Regions from separate parts of the Mus musculus genome. Here region 2 is linked to region 1. Evidence: chromatin loops called from intact Hi-C (ENCODE). Cell type or tissue: gastrocnemius. All regions are shown on one strand. Each heading gives the region's core, and the rest is flanking DNA. Links, peaks and the distances in the headings are about the cores only.

Region 1 (5,543 bases), core at 398-5,397:
TCGATCTTGTCAGTGATTTGGGGGGGGGGGGCGGCGAGGGGGCGGGGGGGCAGTCTTGTCAGTGTGTGTGTGTGGGGGGGGGGGTGTCTCTAGATAAGGTTAACTGAGGTCGGAAGACACACCTAATTGTGAGCAGTAGCATCCCATGGTCTAGAGTCCCAGACTGAACAAAGGGAGCCAGCAAGCAGAGTACCAGCACCCATCTTTCTCTGCCTCCTCACTGAAGACAGAATGTGATCAGCCACCTCACATGGCTGCTACCATGCCTTGCTCACCGTGACAGACTGTGCCCTCAAACTGTGATCCAGGAACAAAACTCCCTTCCTTAAGTTGAGTGTGCTGGGTATTTTGTCACAGCAATAAGAAAAGTAATTAGTGGTGCATTTCTCTCCTACAGGCTTGAAGCCTACAAGCCTTTTCCTAATGAGCCTTAGTCATATCCTCAAAGCAAACTCTTGGGAGAAGGAAAAGAGACACTAGGTTAGCCATTATAGGTTACAGTCCCGCTGCCTCTCCCGGAAGTCACAGCAGAGAGACGGAGGAAGGATGCTCATTGGAAGAGAGGAGGGAGAAGGATGCTTGTTTCTTCGTGTTCCAGAGCCCTGTGTGCTGCTTCTCTCCTTTGTTTGCCTCCTATGGGAGTCTTGGGCTCTCAAGGCTCTTTCTCTTCTTTCATCGACTCACCTTAGGAGGCTGGAGAGATGGCTCAGTGCTTAAGTGCAGAGGACCTGAGTTCTGTTCCTAGCACCTGAAGCAGGTGGCTCAAAAACACCCATCACTCCACCCACAAAGGACCCGACACGCTCTAATCTCAACTGGTATGCACACACCCAGGCATACACTCACACAGACATATACACATAAATAAAATATAAAAATAAATCTTTAAATTCTGTTGATGTATTTTTAAAACTAACCTTGAGCTGTTTCCTTATATTTAATGAGAGGGAAACAGACTCAGTGGCTTGAAAGCCCCGTAATTATAATCCTTAGAATATTTAAAGACATAGTCATGTTCTTTTACATCTTAATCCACAGATTTCAGAGAGCCCCAATTTGTGTGAATGCAAACTAAAGGATACCACAGCATCGTTCTGCTTGCATTTTCAATACTGTATTTTAGTAAATACATTTACGTCACCATCATTGAACATTCAATGAGCATCTACCAGATGTAGCCTATAGCACTTGAAAAATCAGCAGGATGGGATGTTGGCATGTTTAAATTTGGCTCAGATTACATGAAGCAAAATGACTGCATAACTTAGCTTAGAAATTACATTCCTACTACATGGCTGCTGTTTCTTCTCCTTCCTTTTCTTCTCAAGCTGCCAGATGGAGTGCATCAAATTAGACAGCCTGGATTTCTGCAGATGAGTATCAGGGTCAGTGCAGATTTTTGTATAATCGCCATACATAGTCCACCCTACCCCACACCCTCACCAGTCATGGTATCGAGGGACGATGGCAGATCCAGCAACAGTTTTAAGTGCCTATTGAGGATTTCTGGAATAAAAGTTTGTTTTATGCATTTTTAAATCTTTTATTAAAAATTTAAGTTTTAGTTTTAGGTTTTGTTTGTTCATTTTTGAGTTTTGGTTTTGATTTTGTTGTTGGTGGTAGTTTTTTTCCCAGACAGAATCTCACTTATGTAGCTATCCTGGAACTCATCTCAGAGAGAGCCAACTGGGTGGCACACATTCTCCAATAAGGCCACACCTCCTACTCCTTCTAAAACAGTTCTATCAACTGTGAACCAGGTATTCAAATATATGAGCCTATGGGGGCCATTATCATCCAAACCATCACAATTATCTTCATTATAAAACTATAGTGTGGGAGGGATAAGGAATATAAGGAAATATGTAGCTCTTTGTCAGACACATGGCATGCTCTCAGAACATATACCTATAATTAAACTGCAGGAGATTTGAGCAAAGGAAATGCCCCCCACCAACATCTCACTGTTGGGTCTCACATGAAAACTTCACCTTTGGGGAGCTGAAAACGTTGGTTGTCCACCACATTTACAGGAATGATACTCTGTGGGGGTGGGGGTGGGGCTACCTCTCCAACACTGACAAACAAGGAAAACTGAAAAGTGTCACTATTTATGTCCATATTCCTATACAAAGAAATACAATATTGACATAAAATACAACTGGTTTTACAGCACATGAAGATACATAGAGGAAAAAGAAAAATACAGAATATTATAATTTTATGTAAAATTCATGGATATGTACACATGTTTACTTACATATATACATATGTACATAGACAGCCTAGATATATACCTACATGGATATACATTTATATATGACATCCATCCATAAGTATGCACAATATAGAGAAATAAGCAGAGACATATGACTAAAATAAGTAGATGATGCATAGGGACACAGATGATAAACGTAGATATGTGGGAGAGGACAGACATGGAGATATAACATCTATATTTCTTAATTTGAGTTCCTCTAGAATCAACCATTGAGCAAAGACACAAGTGTAGATTGTGTGAACACAGAATGCTCCACAGGACAGTGGAGTAAGGCAGGGAAAGCCAGTCGACCATGGGGCATTATCTGCCAGATCACCATTGATAGCTACTGGGTTGCAGCCCTGCTAGGGGGATGCCTAGACAGCCAGGTGTATAAAGCTCCCCATAGAGCTCACTCTCTGACAGCAGGCAGCTGGGTATTTATCCTCTAGGTTCCATGTCTTTGCCTGTGGTCCATTTCCAGAGTCACAGACTCTCAGGCAATTCCAACGCACTGACAATGCCAGTCGAAAAAAACCTCCAGGCGGGAAGGCCAGGTATGCACAGTAAGCAAAATTGTGTGCCGAGGTGAAAGATGAGGGGATAACAGGCAGGCTAGTAGCTGGTGTTGATGGATGGGGAAGAGGAAGGACAACTGGAAGAGATGAGGAGGTGGCTGCTCTCACTCCATTGTACTTCAGTTTCCTGTGCTCCCAAACTCTTTTGGAAACAGAAAATCTGGTGACACCTGGACAACATTCCAATGGCCAGAGCTAGGGGGCAGTGTGTGACTGTGAGGATGACAGAAACCGGACCACAGTGTTGAAAAGTCAGAGGTTAAGTTTTCTCTAGGAGCCACGTGGCAGAGGGTTGAAGCAGGGCTGAGCAATGCCACCTCAGATCTCCATTTCTCTGGCTTGACACTTTGCTGTCTTCAGCATGTGGTGTTTGCTCCTCATGATCTCAAGATGGCTGCTGCACATCCAGCTAAGAGATTGTGCTTCAAGCAAAGAAAGAAAGAAAGAAAGAAAGAGAGAGAGAGAGAGAGAGAAGGAAGGAAGGAAGGAAGGAAAGGAAAGGAAAGGAAAGGAAAGGAAAGGAAAGGAAAGGAAAGGAAAGGAAAGGAAAGGAAAGGAAAGGAAAGGAAAGGAAAGGAAAAAGGGGAGGGGGAGTGAAGAGGACAAAGGACAAAATCTCTCCTAGCAAGTGGCAAGTATATGTGAGGGGAAGTCTCTCCAGGGTCTTCTGCTCTCATCTTAAAGGTCAGAAGTGAGTCTCTTTGACAACACTTTGCATCAGGTTGGTCTAGGGCAATGGTTCTCAGCCTGTGGGGAGCCACGTGGCCCTTTAACAGGGTTGCCAAGACCATAGGAAAACACATATTTACATTATGGTTTATGACAGTAGCAGAATTAGAGTTATGAAGTAGAAAAATGATAATGTTATGGTGGGGGGGGGGTCACCACAATATAAGGAACTGTATTAAAGGGTCTCGGCATCAGAAAGGTTGAGAGCCAGTGCTCTAGAGGGTTGACTCCTTTCTCATTACCTCCAAGGCTAAGGAAAGAGAAGAGTTGGAAAGGTTGAAGAATTCAGACTAAAATATCTCTCGAGTCAAAACTGTCATCCACCCACTATCTGGGCAAGAATCTGGGCCCACTTCCTCTGCCAGTGTGTACCTGGAATCAAACATTGAGCAAAGACACAAGTGTAGACTGTGAGAACACAGAATGCTCCATAGGACACTGGAGTAAGGCAGAGAAAGCCAGTCTATCATGGGGCATTATCTGTCAGGTCACCATGGATAGCTACTGGGTTGTAGCCCTGCTAGGGGGATGCCTAGACAGCCAGATGCTTCTAGTCTCGCCTGAGCCCCACCTAGCATCAGGGTATGCTTTGGGGTCTCTCGCTTGCAGTAGAGACCTTTTAGGTAGAAAGGGGTCTCTGAGGTCCCCTGCCCAGCTAATCTACCCCAGTCCTAGTCACCAGCTTCTGCTCACATCTAGGCTGGGACAGTTTACATCGTGCCCAAAGAAGTGACAGAAAGGCACTAATCCACTTATTCAAAATCACCTAGAAAGATAGGGATAGTAATGAATATGAGTTCGGCACTCAGGAGGCTGTGGCAAGAGAATCATAAGTTTGAAGCCAGCCTGGACTACATAGTGAGTGCCACACCAGCCTGGACCACATGAGATGCTGTCTGCTACTTGCTCAAAAAAAAAAAAAAAAAAAAAAAAAAAACTCCAGAGATGAGGAATGTTGTGATCTGCCATCTTCGAACACAACATGGCCATTGCACTCATGAACCAACTGCAACCATGACTATCTGCATAAAACTTACATAGGATCTGTCTGTCCCCGTTTCCAACAGGATGTTGGAGGGCACATGGGGTCCCACCCCTATCTTGAGAAACTATTGGCGGTTAAGGGAGGTGGAGTTATTTTTCTTTAGGGTGGGTACAGTAGAAGTAGAAGGGGAACTTGATGGAAGGAGGAAGAGGACCAGAGAGAGTGGAAACCATGTAAGAGAACTGGGGGTGAGTGTGATAAAGATACAGTATATGCATGTATGAATGGATCGACAAATACGTTTAAAATGACTGTTTTAAAAATCCTTGACTATGCTGTCCACATTGTCATGGACTCCAGTGAAGATTAAGAGAGAACATCCTTTTGCTACTCCACTGTTCTGCTCTTCCTTTTGATTGACACTGGTGGTCTCCTACCATATTTCAAGGCAGGCTACCAAAGTCACTTCATCCAAGAAGTGACCTCTGTTCACTGCAGTGATATTATGATTTATAGAAAGCCAAAACTCCACCCCTCTCAACACCCCGTTTTGATCCCTGACTACCATTTCAAGGAAGCATACAGCATCCGGGGTGGTACAAAGACCTGAGTATACAGCAAAATGGATCATTTGCAAAATCCCAGTACTCATTTAAGGTGCGAGCACTCTTTTCATGCATTTATCAAGAGGAAGTGTTGAGAAGGAGCCACCCTTGGCTGGAGTCCAAGAAAATGTGGGCCCAAGAAAATTAGGTATTTAATGTCAATGATACGAAGAGATGGAAGAAAAACTTTGGGTCCCACTAAAAAGCAAAAGGCAAAATTCAAGTCTCAGAAACACCAAGCCCCTTGCCCCTTTCTTCCTTTGGGCCCCTCTCTCTGCTCAGGGTTATTCTGTTTTCTTACCTTTTTCCTTCCCCACTCTCCCCACTCCCACACTTCCCACCTACTGGTGTACTTCAGAAAGCACTACTAAAGGCTCAGCACATTT
Region 2 (5,543 bases), core at 340-5,339, 110 kb after region 1:
GCTCCTGAGCCTTCTCCATCCTGAGATTATGTAAGGGGTGAACTGAGGTTGGACGTTGGACATCGGGTAGTGTAGTTTGCCCAGAGGGCTTTCTGGTGATGTAGCTGCTTGTATCGCTTTTAAGTAACCCCAGTAAACCCACTGGTTGACCACGCTGGACTTGAACTGAAGAGTCCTTCCTTTGGTGTGTCCGTGTCCTCTCTGGAGTGAATACATGGGTTGGTTTTTTTATGTGTCGCTGGGGAAAGTCACATGTATATACCCACCCCGTCCTCTCATTCATTCTTTGGTTCATCTATCCCTCGACTGATCTGCCTTGTGTCATACTTGGATCCTTTGTCTGCAAGAGTTTGGAGACTCAAGATACGGCAACATGTGAAAAGCGTCATCAGAGAAGGCAAGAGGAAGGTAGGCAAGCAGAGGAGGAGGCAAGGAGGGTCATGATGTCCCAGGTACATAGGCGGAGCCTGACATACAGTCGATTGTTTGTTGATTGACTTGGCTCCGTCGCTCCCCAGGAAAAGGGCCTGTGATGGCAGAAAGGGAACACATGGGTGTGCCAGGTTTGTAAACTCAAACCCTCGTGGATACGAGAAACACTTACCTGACAGATGGACTACCTGACACTCTGTCAGACACACAGTAGGTGCCCTATCCTTGGATGCTATTAGGAAAGGCTAAGGTGGCGGGTGGGGGTGGGGTCGGAGGAAACTGGCGCTCGAGCCTTGCTCACTGCCATGTAAAGGTGTTAATGAAATGAAAGCATTTCCCTTCCAGTCTCATAGCTGTGGCAAGACTGAAGCCCAAGGGACAGCATATTCTCAGGGACATTTTCCATTGTCCGTAGCTCTTCTTTTGTTTTTATTATTGTACACCACTCAAGGCCACCAGCCAGTCTTCCACTACCCGTTTGATTTTTAGCACAGTCTGTAGGTTCCTACTTTCCTTATCAATAAAGGCTTTGGTGATGAAGAGTAGGTCTCCTTATGTGGCTTTGAATATGTTTTAAGATTTATTTTTATATTATGCATATGAGTGTTGCTTGTATGTATGTATGTATGTATGTATGTATGTATGTATGTATGTGCATGGAGTGCTCCTGGAGACCAGACCAGGGCATTATATCCCTTAGAGGTGGAGCTTTAAGCAGTGATTGGCCATGTGGGTGCTGGAAACTGAACTCAGATCCTCTGCAAGTCCTCTTAAGTGCTGAGCCGTCTCAGTGCCCCCATTGATTGCATCTCTCAGTGTGTCCGCTGCTAATCTGAGTTGTCATTCTCCATGAATGTGCAATGCAAGATTATTGAGACATCAGGGTTTGAAAATCAGGCACGGTGCTGCACTAAGTACTTCAAGGACATCCTCAAGTACTCAATAAGTTTGAAGCCACCTAGGATATGGGAGACCCTTCTTCAAAACCGGAGACTGGGAGAGAAAACACACAGTACCTTACTTTGGTGTCTATCACGTAGTATCAGTTCAGTTAAATGATGTTTGAGTTATCTTTGCTGTTTCACAAATCACCCCAAAAGTAGCAGTGTAAAACAACCATTTTAGTCTGGTGTTACACAGCTGTAACCTTAGCACTTAGGTGCTAGAGGCAGGAGGACTATTACAAGTTTGAGACCACCTTGGGCTACATCGTGAGTCCCAGGCCAGCAAGGGCTATGTAGTGAAGTGTAGAAACTCTTGTTTCTGAAACAGTGACGTCAGGCTGTCATTCAAACACAAGATGCCCCACTTCCTTATTTTCAGCGCATTCCTTACTCTGCCAGAGCATAAGTCAAACTGATCGTTTGCACATCTCATGTGTCTTTAACAGGGTGTCTAGCAGGTCCAGCTGACACCGAGCAGCTTCAGCAAAGTCAAGCACACCCACTTCTTTCGTACAGAACCTTTTTTTGGTTTGGGTTTGTTTTTGTTTTTCGAGACAGGGTTTCCCAGTCTAGCCCTGGCTGTCCTGGAACTCACTCTGTAGACCAGGCTGGCCTCGAACTCAGAAATCTGCCTGCCTCTGCCTCCCAAGTGCTGGGATTAAAGGCGTGCGCCACCAGGCTCGGCTTGTACAGACCTTTCTTAGGACTATGCATTTTGTTTCAGAGAAGCTAGCTACTGCCATGTCCCAAACCTCACAGAGCACCACCGCCCGGCATCCATATTCTCGGGGGCAAACTGGGTAACAGCCCCACACCCGTGCCTATTTGGGGGTACCCACATTGCAGGCAAAATCCAGGGGTGTCCTTCCCTGGTCCTAAAGACTGCCAAGAGAGGCACCATGGTTCCTCTTAGCTCTAAGATCCTGGGTGAGTTAACTAATTCCTCTAACCTCAGATTTGTCAGGTTTAATGTGAACAAAATTCAGCCTTGAGCTGGGCAGTGGCAGGTCTGCCTGTGCTGATACACACAGATGGGCCCAGAAGGTTCCCAGCTCGCCTTCCCTCCCCAGCCCGGCCTGAGAAGAGAGCGCACGCGCCCCCTAGTGGGCATTTCTGCCGCTGCCACCTGAGCGGAGGCGTCCTTGGAGAGAACAGATGTCTAGATTGCTGTCCCCTGCTGGTGTGTAGACAGTTGTCTGAGATTTAAAAGGCAAGAAATTATTTCAAAGAAGGTGAGAGGTTTGAGAGCTGGGATTATGAGCACCACCCCCCACATTACAGACGGTGACTTTGAGGTCACAGAGAAGTGGCTTGATGGTACTAGGATGGATGGGTGATCTCCATACACCTGAACGCCAGCGTGGGCATGAACAGCCTGGGCCAAGATGTCAACGACATCTCTAATACCTAAATTCTTCCCAAAGACTACTCAAAGAATATAAGTTACTTACTCGTTTATTTATCATGCTGGAGATTGAACCCAGAACCTTGCGCACGTCAGATAAAATGCTCTGCAACCAAGCCACATCTCCAGGACAAAAGTTACTGTTTATAGAGAACTTCCTCAGTTAGGTCAAAAGGCTTCAATACTTAACCCTCACCCCAAGATGGTAGGAAGGATTTTCATTTCACAGCGCGAGTGGAAGCACAGAGCGACTGAGCCAGTTGCTTAAGGTCACACAGCTAAACCGAGAGGATGCCGTCGCTTAAACCCGCACTGCTGCGTATTGAAGCAGCACTCCAGCTCGCCTCTCAGGAAGCGACCTGTTGGCTACGTGGATTAGCCAGTGGAGTATTTCTGATGTTCCTGCAGGGTGCCCACCTGTGTGCAGGAGCTGTGGAGAATACAAAAGATTCATGAGACTATTTGGTATATATGATTGCTCCAAAATTGGTTTTGACTACTTAATAAACGGTAAAATCCCCGGGGAAATACTGGTATGATGAAATTTAAAAGAGTGAGTTTTTCAAAGTAGGAAGAAACTGGTTAATAGCAGGCTGAAGGGCAAACATCTTTAAAAAAAAAAAGAAGCAACCTAGGGAGATCAACACTGTATTAGTGGCACGTATGATCTGTATGCCTGAGAGCAGGAAAAATGCAAAAGGGTGTGTGTGTGTGTGTGTGTGTGTGTGTGTGCGCGCCAGCACCCTGAGTGACTGAAGCACTCGTACAGACTCGTACAGTGACTGAAGTTCATTAGGACTCTAAGGAAGTGTTAAAGAGGAAACCCGCCCTCCAGAGCATCAAGGGGCTGGAAGATAAACGATGTCAGATAGGTGCAAATTGGAAGCTGCAGAGGCAAAGTCCTGATCTGAGGAATACATTTACAAAAATATCAGATAAATAATAAATTATTAAATATGTTAAAAGCTAAAAGGATCCTTGCGTCTGCAGGGCTCTTAAATTCAAGAGGAAAAAAAAAAGATGTCAGGTTGGTTTGGTCCTACAGAGTAGAGGGAGGGGACTGGAGACAGGCCGTCTGGCTGCATTGATTCTCCACTGAAGACACAAGGAGCACCCTGGTAGAACATTCACAGGAAACCACTGGCCCAGCCTAGGATGGGAGGCCCCCCAGGAAATGGTGGAGCAAGTTCCAAATACTGGGACATTCTGTGCATGGGAGATCCCAGTCTTTACTCTTTCCCTGGAGGTCAGGCTAGGCAGGAGCCCCAGGGAGGGAGAGCTGGGCTGCTGAGACTCCTCTCTGCACTTTCCTGCAGGCCCTTGACTGCTGCCTGTTTCCAGCTGTTAGCAGCTGCTCAGAGCAGCCAAGCTGGAAAGGGAGCCTGAGTGCATTGGGAGCGGGGTGTGTGTGTGTGTGTGTGTGTGTGTGTGTGTGTGAGAGAGAGAGAGAGAGAGAGAGAGAGAGAGAGAGGGAGGGAGGGAGGAAGAGGGAGTTTTTGTGTTAGAGAGTTTGGGAGGGGGTGACCATCCACTTTAGAGTGGTTCCTTCCTCCAACCTTCAGAAATTGGATCTCTTGGGTTTCTCATGATGTGGGTCTCAGACTCAAACTTCAGACTTGGCAGCAATCACTTTTCCACATTGAGACATCCATTGGTGTTGCTAATACCCGAGATGACCAACTTGTGAAGAGGGTAAGGTATATCCTGGCTCTTGGTTTTGCTTTGGGATGCTGGCAGCATTTCATTGCGAAGACTACTGCTCACCTTACGTCTGGGAGGAGAAAGAAATGAAGAGACCAAAGGCATCAATTACACTTCTAGTTATGACCAAATACCTGACAAAAAGCAAGGTAGGAAAGAAGAGCCTGTGGAAGCTTACAATCGGAGGGGACATGTCTGTCATGGCAGGGAAGCCATAGGGAAGGTGAGAGTGGCTGGACACACTGTACCCACAGTCAGGAAGCAGAGAGAGAGAGCTGAACACTGTGCATTTGAATGTTGGTAGCATGGATCCACCAGCTAGGGGTCCAGACTGGACAACAACCAAGAGTTCAGAGTGCATTTTCCCAACTGTAGTGGTTTAAATGGGAATGGCCCCTGTAGGCTGCTGTATTTGAACGTGTGGTTCCCATTGGGTAGAACTCGTTGGAAAGGATTAGGGGGTGGCCTTGTTGGGGGTCAGTGTGTCACTGGGGGTGGGCTTTGAGGTTTTAAAGCCCACACTATTCAGTTAGCTTTCTGATGCTTGTGAATGAGATGTAAGTTCTCAGGTACTGCACCAGCACCAAGCCTTCCTGTCTTCTGCCATGTTGCCATCCATGATACTTATAGATTCTAACCTTCTGGAGCTGTGAGTCCCAGTAAACGCTTTCTTTTGAAAATTACCTTGGTCTTGGTGGTTGTGGTTCTTCGTAGCAATGGAAGTTATTGTGAGACATCAGCTCAATTAAACTTTCTTAGAAACACCCTCATAGACACACCCGTACGTATGTTACCATAGTGATTTTGAATCTCACCAATCTGACAAAATTGACATCATACGAGACTCCCACAATCTATTTAAAACACATGTCCCAATAACAGGAAGACTTTTCATGAAGACCTTTCCCCCAAAAGTTCCACACCTTCCATGGACATCAAAATGGAGATCAGGCTAGAAGCAAGCTTTCAACATGGCAGGCGGGCACTCATGATCCCCAAGACAGCACCCCAGGCTCTGCTGTAGCTTCTAGATAGCTCCTCCCACTTTGCCTGTGAGAGAG

Evidence for each region. A loop is a pair of places that touch in the nucleus more often than their neighbours do. Peaks named below come from ENCODE experiments on the same cell type or tissue, not always from the same donor. Only the 100,000 strongest peaks of a DNase experiment are listed, where the experiment ranks them.
Region 2: it touches region 1 in a loop (3-fold over the local background); 12 of 42 quality-filtered maps call a loop at or near these places.

The regions. Positions count from the first base shown.
Region 1 is chr5:52,238,269-52,243,811 of GRCm38, reverse strand. No RefSeq gene overlaps it. Among named protein-coding and RNA genes, the nearest start is that of C130083M11Rik, 25 kb to the right of the region's middle. In gastrocnemius, for the core only: a CTCF peak has its summit at 3,029; no DNase peak of the experiment used is centred there.
Region 2 is chr5:52,129,226-52,134,768 of GRCm38, reverse strand. Gm40302 (a long non-coding RNA gene) reads right to left here and starts at 4,427. Exons shown (of 3, transcript XR_868417.3): 1 at 4,338-4,427; 2 at 2,978-3,211; 3 at 1-527. In gastrocnemius, for the core only: a CTCF peak has its summit at 2,477 (motif pointing left); a DNase peak (open chromatin) is centred at 2,471.